2 separate regions of the Mus musculus genome follow, and region 2 is linked to region 1. Evidence: chromatin loops called from intact Hi-C (ENCODE). Cell type or tissue: heart. All regions are shown on one strand.

Evidence for each region. A loop is a pair of places that touch in the nucleus more often than their neighbours do. Peaks named below come from ENCODE experiments on the same cell type or tissue, not always from the same donor. Only the 100,000 strongest peaks of a DNase experiment are listed, where the experiment ranks them.
Region 2: it touches region 1 in a loop (5-fold over the local background); 8 of 42 quality-filtered maps call a loop at or near these places.

The regions. Positions count from the first base shown.
Region 1 is chr9:79,863,139-79,871,138 of GRCm38, forward strand. All of the region lies in intron 2 of Filip1 (filamin A interacting protein 1), which reads right to left. Among named protein-coding and RNA genes, the nearest start is that of Gm35261, 60 kb to the right of the region's middle. In heart, a CTCF peak has its summit at 3,050; no DNase peak of the experiment used is centred here.
Region 2 is chr9:79,998,293-80,006,292 of GRCm38, forward strand. It overlaps a transcript of Filip1 not described here and the pseudogene Gm8131. Among named protein-coding and RNA genes, the nearest start is that of Filip1, 24 kb to the left of the region's middle. In heart, no CTCF peak of the experiment used is centred here; a DNase peak (open chromatin) is centred at 4,669; H3K27ac peaks cover 322 bases.

The DNA.
Region 1 (8,000 bases):
GAATTATTTTCTGGCCCTAGAAGTGAAAAAAAAAAGAAAGTCTGGTCCTGGGTGATCTATGAATGTTGCTCTAAGTTAACTTTATCATCTATGGAACAAAACCATAACAACTTCATAAGAATGTTGCCAGGATGGAATTATATACATTCATGGAGTGACTAATGTTGAACTTGGCCCAGAATAGGTCTTAAGTCAATAGAGATGTTTGCTATAATTTTTGTTAGATGGCCTCTTCTTGTGGAGAATTTTTAATATAAAACTCCACTGGAGTACATTTTTTGTACATAGTGATGGGTGTCATGGATAATTTTTGTACAATTATATCATGTACTTCACTATAACTGGTCAATCTCTTTGCCTTTCTTCTCTTTCCTGCCCCTGTCTCACACCCACTTCCATGTCTATGGATTATGCATCTATACAAAATCTAGGATTCACAGGTGAGAGAACATGCAATATTCATTTACCTGAGTCTGGTGTACTTAGCTTAATGATGGTCCCCATTGGCACCTATTTTCCTGTTACTATATTTTTGTTCAACTTTATAATGGAGTAAAACTCTATTGTGTGTATACCATTCTTCTTTCTGCATCTGTTGACAGATGTCTAGCGTGATTCATAACTTGACTATTGTGAATAGTGCTGCAGTAAAGATAAAAGTGCAAGTATCATGGCTGGAAGGATGGCTCAGTGATTGAGAGCATGTGTTCTGGCCCAGGCCCTAGTTCCCAGCACCCATGACTGGCAGCTCGGAACTGCCTGTAACTTCAGTTCCAGAGGATCTGACTCCTTCTTTTGGCCTCTGCAGGCCTCTGCATCCACATGGTGCACATAAACGTATGCAGGTAAACACATATAAATGTACATAAAAATAAATAATTTTTAATGTAAAATGTTCAAGTATCCCTGTGCTGTATTGACTTAAAGTCCTTTGAGACTATACCCAAGAGTAATATAGTAGGATCATAGGTTACATAAACTTTTAGTTTATTAAGGAACTTCTATGGTGATTTCCATAGTAGTTGGCCTAATTTACACTTCTACCAACAGTGTATTAGCTCTCCCTCCTTGAGTCTTTGCCAGCATGTTGTTTCCTTTATGATAGCCATTCTGACAGGCAGTAAATGGAATCTCAATATTGTTTTAATTTTCATTTTCTTGATGAATTATACTGAACATCTTTTTACATATTTATTGGCCATTTGTATCTCACCTTCTGAGAGCTGTGTGTTCGTGTCATTAACCCATTTACTGAGTAGTTTGTTACTTTGCTGTTTAGGTCTTTGAATTTTTAAATAAATTCTAGATACTAACCCTCTTTCAGATGTGTGAAAGATTTCTGTCGTTTTCTGTGGGCTCCCTATTCACTTACTTTCTTTAGGAGCCTTTGGGTTTCATGCAACCCCACCAGTCAATTCTCAGTATTATTCCCAAGCTGCCAGCATCCCTTTCAAATAGTCTTTGCCTATTCCTATACCTCTCAGTTGAAGTGTTTTCGGTTCAGGGTTTGGAGTCATATATCAAGACCTTTGATTCAGGTTGACTGACCTTTGTACAGGATGAGCAATTTGAAACTAGTTTCACTCTTTTACATGTGGATATCTAGTTCCCCACCGTCATTTGGTAGGGAAACTGCCTTTTCTCCAACGAGTGTATTTGGCATCTTTGTCAAATACCAGGTTGCTGTAGCTGTATGGATTTATGCATATGTCTTCTGTTCCACTGGTCTATGTGTCTGCTTTGGTGCCAGTACTATGCAGTTTTGTTACTATGGCTCTACAATATATATTGAAGCTGGGGATGGTGACGCTTCTAGCACTGTTTTTGTTGTGTTCTTGCTGCTGCTGAAGAATCCTTTGGCTGTTTGGGCTTTTAGTACTTCCATATGAGAAAAGGAAATACCTGTTTATTTTACTAAAAAAAAATCACTTATTCTTGCACTTAGTCATAATATGACATCACGTGTTACACACTTCATCTTCATTTAATTATCCTAGATACGAATTACCAAATAAGAGAGCTACAGTGTATCCAGAGCTGCCCTATCCATCAGGAACTTACTAGGGGGTCCCTGTAACTGGTGCAGAGCTAACTCTGGAAAGATTAACCATGTTGTTTCTATGATATTATGACTTAAGATAAATTTTTATCACATCTGTTTTATTTACTCATTATTTGTTTGTGTTTTGTGTGTGCATGCAAAATGCTACCGCGTGCACATGGAAGTCAGAGGACAATTTGTAGGAACTGGTTCTCTCCTGCCATGAGTGTTCCAAGGCTCAAAGTCAGGTCATCAGCTGCCCCAAGCATCTTTATGTACTGAGCCACCTCAGCTGGCCTTGGGATAGCTTTTCCCCCTTTGAGACAGGGACTCTCCACATAGCTCTGTTTGGCCTGAAATTCACTATGTAGACCAGGCTGGTCTCAAAGTCACAGACATTCACCTGTCTCTGCCTCCATGAAATTAAAGTTATGTACTACCACACACCCAGCCTGTGTAATATCTTTCAAATTGGCAGATTAGTGATGACCATGCAATCACAGTAAATTTGTTCATGAGTTCAAATACATGATTCAATGTACAGAAAAGATCCTGCACCTTGGGATAAAACCACTCTACAGCTCCACTTTTAGGGATGTGTTAATTTTTGTGAAAAGGGATAAAATTAATGTCAGAAAACTTCTTCCTTTGAACATTACTTGCACAGAGCAGATGAACCAGAAACAAGTGGTTAAGGTCTTAGGACTCCAGGAAGCACCTCAATAGACCTTAAGAATGTAAATGGACCAGAGAGAAGAATGCTTTGAAGACAGCTCTCAAATGAGCTTCCTTCTTCTCTATGAGAAGAGAAAGGGGATTAGAGAAGAAAGAGTCAGTGATGTTCAAGTTACTTACAAACAAATATGAGCTTCAGGCACAGAAAGAAGCACAGGAGTCTCACATCTCTGCCACGGAGCCTACCTCCTCTCTGTGCTCATGGTAACACTAGAGAGCAAGGAGTGTAGTCTCAGTTGATTGCAGAGGGAGCGGAATCAAAACATGTGGGGGCAGCAAAGAGTCACTCCACTGCTGCCTGGGCCACAGGTAAGCATGAGTCAGGAAGTCAAAGGACTTATTAGGGGCTTTGCCAGGCAACCAGAGTCAGAGACACGATAAAATGAAACAGGCTCAAAACCAGAGCTAAATCAATCATTCATTAAACACGCTCGGAACATTCACATTGGGCGATGCATTGCATTCAGTGTTACGGAAAGAATTACCTCCTGTCAGTTTGAAGGGATGCTGAAATGGAAAGTAACTTATAATATGGTAATATGGTAGAAAAACCATGTGCTGGAGAAGGCATAGGGAGTAATGATCAATCAATCGATCTATTGATTTCTTTCTCTCTCTCTCTCTCTCTCTCTCTCTCTCTCTCTCTATCTCCCTCTCTGTCTCTCTGTCTCTCTGTCTCTCTGTCTCTCTTTCTTTCTTTCTTTCTTTTTTTTTTTTTTTTTTTTTTTTGGTTTTTCCGAGACACGGTTTCTCTGTGTAGCCCTGGCTGTCCTGGAACTCACTATGTAGACCAGGCTGACCTCGAACTCAGAGTGCTGGGATTAAAGGTGTGCGCCACCACTGCCCAGCTCTTTCTTTCTTTTCACTACAGGGTTTCACTGTATAGCCTTGGCTGTAGATCAGGCTATTGTCAAGCCCATAGAGCAGCTCCTGCCTCTGCCTCCCGAGTGTTGGGATTAAAGGCGTACACTACCACCACCAGCACCACCTGGCTGGGAGTGATGTTTACCTAAAATATCTGACTTGAATCTGCGCTAATAGAGGAGGCCTCTAGGAGCATGTGATCTGAAATGCCACCATGAATAAAAATGGAGACAGGTTAGACTGCTCCAGGTTCCAAGTTCAAGGCTGAAAAAAAAAAATGGTTCAATGATTAAGAGCATTGGTTCTTGCAGAGAGCCCAGGGTTCAATTTTCAGCACCCACATGTTGGCTAACAACAATTGGTAACTCCAATTATAGGTGATCCAATGTCTTCTTCTCAGAGGGCACCAGGCACATATGTGGTTAACACACACACACACACACACACACACACAGCAAAACAGCCATTTAAAATTTTTTTCTTTTAATCTTAAAGAGAAAGAAAAAGACTATGAAAAGAACAAACAGATGTTGTAGCACAAGAGTAGTGATGTCCTCACATAAAGCCCTGTAAGGCCCACACTGAGTCACAGAGTAGCAAGAAGCTTTGGATATTTTAATCCACAGGTCAGTGACACTGTCAGATATGTATGGTATAAAGACCCAGAAGGGGCCCAAGAAGATGACTCAGTGGGCAAGCCTAGTGACCTGAGTTTGAGCTTCAGGACTTATATAAAGTGCAAGGTGAGAACCAACTATACACAGTTGTTATCTAACCTCATTCCCTCCCTTCTGCTCTTCCCTCCCATCCCCTCCTCTACTCTCCCCTTCCTCATTCCCTCCCTTCCGCTCTTCCCTCCCCTCCCAAGCCCCCCTCCCCATCGATATGGGAACTTTGCTTGCTTACTCTCTCTTAAACTTTGACCTATAATAAAACGTCTTTTCTGCAACTCATTCTTCCATTGTCTGCGAAAGTCATTCTTTGAGTTCACCAGACAAAATACCTGGAAGCCACTGGACTGCGGAGGTTCGAGGACTTCTGATTATTTGACCCCAGGTCCATGAGCCATGCTCACTGGAAGCAAGAAAGCCTCCTTTGCACAGCTGCCTTTCCCTTATCAGTGTGTTTTAGAACAGCTCTGCAAATGATTCTGCAACACAGGTACATTTTGAAGCCACTGCTCTGCGACAGACACACGGCTACTCAGCACCAAAGAGAGACTGCTGTGTGTCCTGTCCTAAGCCCCCCTGCCCCCAGCTACTCTATAATCCACACGAGTTGTTCACCTGAGCTCTCTAGCGCTGCCATCTTACTCCCCCCTGCCCTACTCTCTTGCACTGGCCTGAGCTGAGCTCTCTTGGGTTCTCACCATGCTCTCTGTCCGTTGCTATCTCCACTAATCTCTCCCACTCCCTTGCTTCCTTGTAGCCCAGGGCCATGTCCAGTTTACATTCTCTTTTTTCTCTGCTCTGGACTCTCCCAGATGCCTCTGTCTGTATCTTTTCTCTCTCTCTCTCACTCTCAATAAAAACCTTCCTCCCAATGTTGGCCCTCTCGGCTACACTGTGATGTTCCTTGATTTCCAGCCGTCCCTTCATTTCCAGGGACTTTTCCATGATCTGTTGGAGTTGTAAGTCCAACTGACTTTTCTTCACCAAGGAATCGTGGTCCCCCCAGATCAAGAGGGTCCCTGGAAACTGAGATGTGTTTACTGGTTCTCGACAAATCAGGCTCACCAACTATGCTGCTGGTTTGCTTGCAAGTAAGCCTTAGTTACTAAGGGAAACAGAATCCTAGAAAGCTAGACTGTGTCAAACCCGACCAGATCCAGGCAAACAGGCGCACGTCATCCATACTATGGAAGACGCCAGGGAGGACGCTGGGGATTCCAGAACATTCCACATGCAGCAGAGCAGTGTAGCTGGCCTGACAGAGCTCGGAAGCTGAACCTGAGAACAGCTTCCTTTAAAGGCAAACTGCTGCTATGGATCATTATACCTGGTATCGATTTTGACTGTGTTTAAACTTCCTGGATTATGAAGTCTTTGAAACAAGCAAAGCTATAATGGGTGCGGGGGTGGTGGGTGAGGGGTGGGGGGGGGGAAGCTTAGCTCTGCCCTCTGTCTGCATTTTTGAAATGGGGACACATGTCACCTTGGGAGCACAATGAGGGTGACAATGACCCTCTGCCCTTCAGGTAAACAGTGCAGTCTCCCATGCCAGTCAGCTCAGGGGAAGACTTGGGGCGACACTTTATAACTTGTTTCACAATGTTAGTGTAATTTATTTTATTTGACCCATAGAAAGTGTACACACCTATGAGGATCCGTGCCAAGCTTGATATACTAATGTGAAAGTTCAAGACAGGGTGAATATTTACCACTTCTTTGTGGTAAAACCATTCAAAATCCTCTTGGGCACCTAATCCCTACACATGAACAACAGAACAGCAGATCTGTTTCATATTCCTGCCTCACTAAGGTAGGCAGCTTGCTGCAGACTCTTGGGATGCCACCCTGGCCCCGTCTCGGTGTCCCTTGACTTGGCTGAGAGGAGGTATATGCATTGGGAAGTGTAGGATCCTACCCCTAGAAGAGGATCTAGCATCATCTAGTTTTAAACAGGGCATCCCTGCCAGGAGCTGCTGACTTTCAACAACGGATATATTTGAGATAAAAATAAATCTGTCTTTGCTTATGGAAGACCCAGAATGATGCTATTCCCAAACTCTACCACTCCTTTGTATGATTTAGTTAACTGCTTAAATATAACTCCATCACAGCAGCAGGGAGGTCGGGACACGGCCATACTGTGAGCGCTTCCCATTCTGGGAACTCGAATGTTCTGTATCTATTTACATAAGGTAATTTATTAGTTTGCTTGTCTATTTCCTTCTGGGGTGGTGAGCCACTGTGAGGACAGAGGCTGTGTCTACTCTCCCTCACAGAGTGCCTGCCATGTGATAGGCACTCAGTAAATATTTGCTGAAATCAAGAAGAGTAAATTTATGTGACATGAGAAGGTCTGCAGAGCTGGGCCTGAATCCCTGAGGACAACCCTGACTACGTACCCTTGTTCAAAAGATCTAAACAGTTTCATTTTGTCAGTCCCCTTAGTCTTTCATCTGACAGCTTTGTCTATAATTCAGGAGTCACTTTGTTCCTTATAGTTTATTCCAAAGGAAAATATGTAAACGGAATAAGAAAAAAAAAAAAAACTCAGCACATTCCACCCGAGTGTTGCAAAAGAAAATGTGTTATCTTTAAATCTCATACAAATTAAATTACATGTTTATCCATCTTAAGTAAATACTAATGTTATAAGTGGATTAAAAGCAAAAAAAGAGATGTAATTTATAATGTTATTAGTTATTATTATAGAAATTGAACCCAGGTTTTCCTGGATTTTAAAAGGCAATGCTAATGTGATTAGTAATACAACATACCAGGAGAACATTCAGACATGGTTGGCTTCAAAGGCCACTTGGAGCTTAAAATATTACCTTTAAGATTCTCTGGAAGAATTTTCCTCTACAACTACATGGCCCACAGCAGCCTAAAGTTCTCTGGAGAGCTTACCCACCATAGAGTAGCATTCAAACCCCACACCAAGAGGAATCTTTCATTAGAATATTGAAAAGAGATGTAATCTATCAGATTAAAATTTACTCTTTTATTCAAGTTAGGAGTTTGATATTTCAAAAATAAGATATTCAAAATTGAAATTTTTTGTAGACATGGGAAAAGTCATGTTAATATTCATGTTTTAAGAGGTCTGTAACAACCAATGCAGCTTCAAAGAAGAATGGAGTTAGAAGTCACATGCTTTCTGACTTCAAAACTACTTACAAGACAACACTAATCAGCATGGTGTGGCACTGATGTAAAGACAAAGATGGAGATCAACAGAATGGAAAAACCCATAAATAAAGCCAGTCAAAAGATTTCCTACAAAGATGCCAAGATTGTTTAATGGGGGAGGGGAGAGTATTGGCAATAGTATTGGGAAACCTGAATATCCGCATATTTAGTAAAATTTAACCCTTACCTTTAAGCAATTACTAAAATTAGCTCAAAAGCAATCAAAATATAAAATCAATGAAAAGCACAAGAAAATTATTTTATAATCATTAATTTGGCAGTTGTTTCTGTTTTTTTATTATTTTTTGCTTCTAAATAGTATATTTTGAACAGTGGTAACTGAGCTGGTAACTGCTCACAAGAGTACAGTGTTTGTCTCCCAATTCTAGGGCTATGGGCATATGCATTCATACCAGTCTTTTTACATAGGTGTTCAGGATTTGAACTCAGGCCTTCATACTTGCAAAGCATCTACCTATCTGTCATCTCCCAGTCTATGT
Region 2 (8,000 bases), 140 kb after region 1:
GTATCCAGACCTTTTATTCTTTCACCACTATACACAGGGCGTTAGGTACAGTGGCTTAGCCTTAGAACGACAAACTTGAAAGAGGAAACATGTTATGAAGGAAAAGTTATGTCTTTCTTTAAAGGTTTTTTTTTTTTTAATGCAGGTTGGTTATCTCTACTCTAAAATGCTGTGACTAAAGATTTCAGGGTTTTCTTTTTTATTCTTGAAATATTCATATATATGTAATGAGATATTTGGAGGGCAGAACCCAAGCCTACATATAAAATTAATTTGTTTCATGGGCTTCTTAGACCTTAGCCTGAAGGTGATTTTATTCAGTGATTTTTTTTTGTTTTGTTTTGTTTTGTTTTTTTTTTGAATGTCTGTTTTAACTTGCCACACGGGCAGATATGGTAGCCTGTCTGGTGTTTGCACACCTGGTGCCAGCTGGTGGTGAAGTTTGGGGGACTTAAGGAACCTTTAAGAGGTAGTGGAGCTTTCCTGAAGGAAGTATGTGGCTGAGGGTGAGCTCAAAGGCTTTAGAGCCCAGCGTATTTGCTTTCCTCTCTGATCCTCATGTTTGGATGCAGGATGCTCAAGCTTCTATGTGCTCAGCCAGCTTCTATGTGCTCAGCCAGCTTCTATGTGCTCAGCCAGCCTCTGTGTGCTCAGCCAGCCTCTGATTCCTGCCTTCTCTGCCTGTTGCCAGAATGGACTCCTCTATCCCTGTGGACGTCAAACCAAGCCTTTTCTCCCCTAAATTGATTCTTCTCAGGGTAATCTGAGCATCACAGGCAGACACTGGAAAAACACAAATCTTAATTTTCTTTAGCTCCTTTATATTCACCGTCCCAGCCTAAATCAAGTCTCCATAGCCACCATTATGGATAATACTAGCTAATACCATGAGTGGACAAATTTAATTTCTAAGTTAATTAACTTGACAGGACTTCGAGTCAGAATGAGAAACAATGCCAGTGACTCCCAGAAGTTTCTACACCCCCCAAAACAAGTGGCCATCCCCCCAAAAGTAGGTGCTTTCCATTTTCTATGGCAGCAACTCTGTCAGTGGTGATACTGGCAGTTTCATAGGAAATTAGACAAAAATGACTGTGTCAGCCTAGATACATTGCACTAAATAAAACTTCTCTGATCAAGTTTTGTTTAGCAGAACTTTTTTTTAAGCCTGGAAGTGGGAAAGAGGCATAGTCAGGACATTTGCTAACACGACTTTATTTTACATTGTTTAGTCAGTCAGCTCTTGGCCAGGACTAACTCTGTTGAATAAACCTACTTAAGATGATCCACATCCCTTCTCCAGACAGGATCCTGGCTCTATGCACTTCCTGTTGCGATTGTGGAGAGAATAGAACAGGTAACTAACTATACGTGGAGATGTTAGTAATCCATAATAAGGCATTAAGGGCACAGCTTCATATATGCATTTGAACAAAGAATTTAGACTGGGTCTATGGAAGGCTGAGAATTTTCATTTTAGAATTTTAGTGATTAGTGAGCAAATAAAATTTAAAGAGACTTCTTAAAGAGATAAAGTTACCTATCTTGTGCTTTTTGGTTTTATATTTTTAAAAGCACGTATTCTGAGAGGACAAGAAAAATCTTTATCCATACTGCAGTAACAGTTTCATCTATACAACACTTCATATTTTAAGGTAATAACTTGGCTGGGAAAACCTGTGAACCTGTCACACCTGGGGAATACTCTGTGTTAAAATAATGACCACAGAGCCAGGAGAGATTGCTCAGGGGTTGAGAATTCCTATTGTCCTTCCAGATGACCCTAGCTCTGCTCCAAGCACCCACACTGTGGCTCAGAACTACCTGTAACTCTAGCCCAGGGGATCCAACACCCTCTTCTGACTTCCATGGGTACCAGGTACTCGTGCGATATACATACCTTCAGACAAAACACACATACACATCAAAAGATGATTTCATAAACAGCATGAAAGCATGTCAACATCTTAGCAGGGTGGGAGACAGCTTTCTGTTTATGCCTTAGCATCTTCTTTTTTTTTTTTCCATTTTTTATTAGGTATTTAGCTCATTTACATTTCCAATGCTATAGCAAAAGTCCCCCATATCCACCCACCCCCACTCCCCTGCCCACCCACTCCCCCTTTTTGGCCCTGGTGTTCCCCTGTACTGGGGCATATAAAGTTTGCCTTAGCATCTTCTAATAGAATTTAAAGACCATGTTCCCAAGAAAACACTCAGTGTCACTCACATTCAGCCCTAGAAACTGAATTCCTCCTGCGATCAGCTCAACTGTGTAATGAGATCTTAAGCTTTGGCTCTTTGAGGTAAAGGACTCTCGTGATCATGTCGGCTTCAGCTGAGTCTGATGGGCATGGGGAGGCTAACACCCAATTGTCTTTAGCCGTGTCCTACGTGGTTCCCAGCCTCACTGATGGCAGATTTTTGTAAGGAACACTGCATCATGCTAAGTCTGAACATGGATGAAGACCAGAGAGTCAGAGAAGCCGGGCATCCGAATGTCTTAAATAGACACACAGTTTAGCTAATATAGTTATAGTCAAATGACGCCTATTTACATAGACTCCTACTAAAACACGGTGTGCAGGTTAGAACTACACACTCACTCAACTAACAAGCAGAAGTAATGACGATGGAACACACTCACCTAACTTAAAGTAGTATACATGCAAATTTCACATGATTGAAAGGACCTAGTCAGTCTCCAGAAACACATCATGATTTTCATCTGTCCAATGAGATATATAAAGATACTTAAACTTTAGTTAAATAATGAATATTTACATACTAAAAAAGCTTTCGCCTTTAAAGTCTGCCTATTCAGCCCTCCATTTAACCTTCTGCAGCATATTCTTATTTAAAATTTTCAAGATTAAGCGCTTTTCCTTGAGGACGGCCACCTGCCCAGCTGAGCCTTAACACCGGTGCTCATTCTGCAGTGATAGCCCAGGAACACATGGGGGAGGGGAGAGCCGAAGTTCTCCGTCTGCTCCACACACTTGATATTTACAAGCAAATGATAGGTCCTGCTGGATTTTCAGGAAAAAAAGAAAAATCCAAAATACTCTGAATACTTCTGGAAAATTAAGGTTATAAGTCATAGAATAGTAACACAGAATTTTTATATCAACAAAGCTGGCTGACGCTCGTGTGTTCCCTCTTCTTCAGCGTGTATGTGAGATACACTATAATAGAGATATAGTTTAATATAAGCAAAAATTATATTTTAATTTTATGCTTTAAAATGATCATCTCAGCTATTTTGTGGTATTATTAATTCAACGTAAGTCTAAAAGATTTTAACTGCCTTAATGAAATTGCAAATTTTCCTTCAATGTATGAAGAAGGTATCTTAAAGTGTGTATTAAAGATTAGGGCCTGTGAGTCTGCTTACTGGGCAAAGGCACCTATGTGCAAACTTGGTGACCTGAGATTGACCCGCAGAATCCACACAAAGGAGAGATGGGCTCCACAGGGCTCTCCTCTGAACTCCACCAAGTGTTCTCCTCCCCGCTGCCCCTCCACTCTCCAAATAAAAAATTGTGTGAGAATAAAAACAATTTTCTTAGAAAACTGGTGTATTCTCATGTTCACAAATTCTCCATATTTTGCAAGGTTGCTGGCTTCTTTGTTGTTTTCTGATTTTTGTTTGTTTGTTTGTTTGTTTGTTTGTTTTCGGGAGGGGTTGTTTTGTTTTGATGCAAGGTTTCTCTATGTTGTCCTGTGTAGTCTGGGATTCCTCCTTCTACTGCCTCCTCAGTACTGGGATTAAGGTATGTTATACCATGTCCAGCTACAATGGTTACTTTTTCATTACACTATTCTTTCACAGTTATTGTCATTCTTCTATCAAGAAGAGGTTTTTCCTTCCTCCTCTTTCCCTTTCTTTTGCTTTTCTTCATTCTTAAAAACAGGATCAATTCAAACTCTCCTCAAATTCCCAACTCTCCGGCCTCAGGCTTCTAAGTACTGAGCTTGCAGGTGGGCCTGTGCCACCTCACCGAGCCTTTCCTTTTGAGTACCACTCTGGTGCCTTTGTGTCTGAAGGGCTATGGTTCTTTGGTATTTGTAGGTTTTGTCCCCCGCCCCTTTTGGAGGGTCTTGCTGTGTAGCACTGGATGATCTACAACTCAGTACGAATACCAGGCTGGCTTCGGATTTGTGGCGATCTTCCTGCCTATGCGTCCGGAGACTGGAATTATAGGCAAGAACCACCAGCCTAGTTTCCCACACTTTAGCCAGCCTCTGTGAAGAAGAAGCCCCCCAGGGACACTTCCAGGGGAGGCGCATCTCAGCCGCACAGCAGTCCTGTCCTCAGTTGCTCTCTGCATGGGGGAGTTCTGACCACTACTGACAGCAGGTCTTAGGCACCGCTTACTGTTATGTTTTCAAGTATCTAGTCTACCATTGCATAATCCCCTTCCCATCCCATTTTCTGCCTGAAAGAGGGCAAAAAGCACGACAGACAACTGATGAAATTTTATTTTCACTTAGATACATTTTAATAATGGATTTTTTCTATATTCGCGTTCATCCACATATGGTTAAAAATTAAGGACTTTTCCAAAAGGAAAAAAAAAAAATAGATTTTTACACCAATGCACACTAGTGCTCTAACCTGAATACATTTGTCCATCCGTGGCTGGTGCTTGCACGCCATCTGGTGGCTACCTTGCTCTCTGCAGCATAGGATTTTATCAGCTATGTCAATGGCCCATCAGCCTGACATAACAAATACCCAATAGAACACCTGCTTAGAGGCTATAGAATGCCAAAACACACAACGTTATTACATGCACAACACATGCTTTGAAATGCATAGATGGTTCCTTTCTACTGTGCTCAATTACTCTCTAATAATGAAAACATTGAAAGTAAAAAATTAAAAAAAAAAAAAAAATCCAGGGGCTGGCGAGATAGCTCAGTTGTTAAGAGCACTGGCTGTTCTTCCAGAGGACCTGGGTTCAGTTCCCAGCACCCTCATGGCAGTCTCACCCAGACATGCAGGCAAAACATCAATGCACATAAAAAACAAATAAAACTTTTAAAAAATAATAACTTTTTTTTTTTTAAAGAAAATCCAAAATGTGGCTATAGCTCAGTTGGTAGCATGCTTGACTATCGTGCATGAAACTCTAGACTTCAATACACAGTAATAACTAAAATGGGACATGGTGGCACACATCAGTAATTCCAGCACTCCAGATTATAAGGATTGTAAATTCAACGTCATGCTGGCTACCTAATGAGTTTGAGGCTGCCGTAGGCAACATGAGACCTGTGTCAAAAAAGAAGAGTCTGGTAGTCCTTGACTAATTTTTAAAAGTTAAGACAGAAACAAATTTCTTCAGGCATTTTCATCGAAATTTTGTTCTTATGTGTGCCCGTCCCACCGCTCTTCCCTGCCCCCACCCCACTCCCTCCCTCCTTTCTTTTGCTAATCTCTCTCCTTTACCCACAGTCTCCTTTCTGCTTTCATGCCACATGCATTCTATTATTCTTTTACCCCCTCCAACCTCCCTTAAGATCTCATCTTCCAGTCGGAGGGCGGCGGGGTTAGCGGGCAGGGGGGTGGCGGGTGCCAGACTGTGGTTGCAGCTCACCTCTGGCTGCTGTGCAAAGGCCTCGTCCTCACCCTCCAGTCCTCACTGTAGCCTACAGGGTCCCGGAGTGGTCCCACTGCTCCAGCACCCCAGGCTCAGTGCCCGCAGACAGCGGGAACCTCAGCAAACACATGTGGACTTGTTACCAGGACATGTCTAGGCTTGGTGCATGACATTCTGCCCCGAAGTCTGCAGCCTCCTTAACCCAGCAGCCATCTACGCCAACCGTGACATCAGTCAGAGTAACTTTGAAGTCTGTGACTCTGACTATGACTGCACACTGACGCAATATGCGGATGTGGTTCACCCTGAGGTCGTCAGTGTCTCCCGGAACATCCTGATAGATCCCCTGCGAGGATCCGGAAGAATGACAAGGACCCCAGCTTTGACATCCTTGGCCTTTCCACTTTGACACTCAGAAGAGTTCTCTGATGAAAATTGATGCTTTTCATTATGTACAATTGGAAAGAGCCTATAGGGACCTCCATCCTGAGCTGGATGAAGTGACTGACCTTAGACGGTGGCACCCAGCATTTGCCACTATAACAGATGCGCGGCTTTACGGCAAGGGCCCATCCATCAAGCAACTCATGGACATCTCACTACCAGAGATGCCACTGCTGTCCTGTATGGTAAACTACTTTCTGAGCCACGGCCTGGAGTTTGACCAAATTCACCTGCCTCTACAAGAATGTGAGAGATGGCACCCAGAATGTGCAAGGTCTTCTGTACCCACGGATTGAGCGAGGCACGGCAAAGTACATCCTGAGAGGGGATGAAACATTTGCAGATCTGAGCTGCATGGTAGCCGTGTAAAAACAGCTGTTCCTCATCACGAAAAGTCCCTTCAACTTTGTAGACAACGGCACGCGGTACTTGCTAGGTCCCGATTGGCCCCAACTCTTCGATGTAGTCATCATGCAGGCAGACAAGCCCAGCTTTTTCGCTGACTGGCAGAATATTTTTGGAAAGCCTTATGAGAAGGGATCCCTCCCCTGGGACTGTGTCATTTGCCTGGAAAAGGGCAACATCTATCTTCAGGGAAACCTTTTGACTTTCTTTGTCTGACAGAACGGCAAGTGCTGCGTGTGTTCAAGTTTGATGACTACCTCTACAGTAACATAGCAGATCTCACGCTGCGACCTGGCAGGCACCCAGGAGCCTTCATCTCTGAGGTAGAGCGTGAGATCTGCATCATCAACACACAACAGTACGTGCACTTGTTGGCCACAGGTGCTCACTGGATAACCAGAGCTGGTGCAAACTTGCAGGATGCGGAGTCAGTCGCGGCAGGTTCTGGCTGTCTGGATGAAGGAGCCGCAAGAATCAAGATGCATCACCCTATTCAACGCTCGGTTTGTGAGCGTCTCCCGCACCTTCCATAACCCACTTCTCCAGGAACCACGTATGCTTCTCTGACCCGCGCATGGCCTCCCTCAGCTGTTTGCTCACTACCGTGTGTTCACTTTCTGCCCATGCCGCATATCCCTACAGCCTGAGGCGCGCCTCTAGATGGACCAGCTCTGCATTGGCTACATGAAGACACCCATTCTTGATGGAAAACGGTCCACATCCACTGTCTTGGACAGATCATTCCTTTTAGCCTCAGCCGCCTTGACAAGCATCAAAAGTAGTCTCTTAAAAAAAAATCTCATTTTCCTCTCCCATGGTCCACTTCAAGTTTCATATCTCTCTGTCTCTGTCTCTCTCTCTTTCCCTCTCCCTCTCTTTCTCTTTCTCTCTCTCTGTGTGAGTGTGTGTGTGCCTCTTTCTCCATATAAGACACACCCACTTCACAGAAAATGTATTTATTACTCTGAGTGTTAGCTCATTGCACTTAACATGATGATTTCCAGTTGTGTCAATGAATTTCATGTCAGAGGACAACTTTGTAGTGTCTATTAGCTTCCTCTGGAAATTCTCCATCAAGCACCTCTACCTAGCAAGCCATCTTGCCCAATTTACATTTTCTTTACATTTGAGTAAAATTCCATTGTGCTTGTACCAGATTTTCCTCATTTATCTGTGAATAGTGCAGCAGTATTAAATGATAGGCAAATATCTCTGAGGTAGGACTTAAGAGTTCCTTGGGATATACCCAGGAGACCTGCAGCTAGGCTGTGTGGTCTATCTTGATTTCCACAGTGGCTGCTCTAGTCTGTAAGGACACTGCTGTCACCACATCCTCATTGACATTTCAAACATTTGTTACCATTTGTTTTCTTGATAGTAGCAATTCGAACTGGGTGAGATGTCATCATAGAGCAATTTTAACATGCACTTCTCTGATGACTAAGAATGACAAACTTTTTTTTTCAAATATTTACTAGCCATTTGTAGTTCTCTTAAAAGTGTCTGATAAGTTCATTGGCCCATTTATAGATTGGATTACTTATA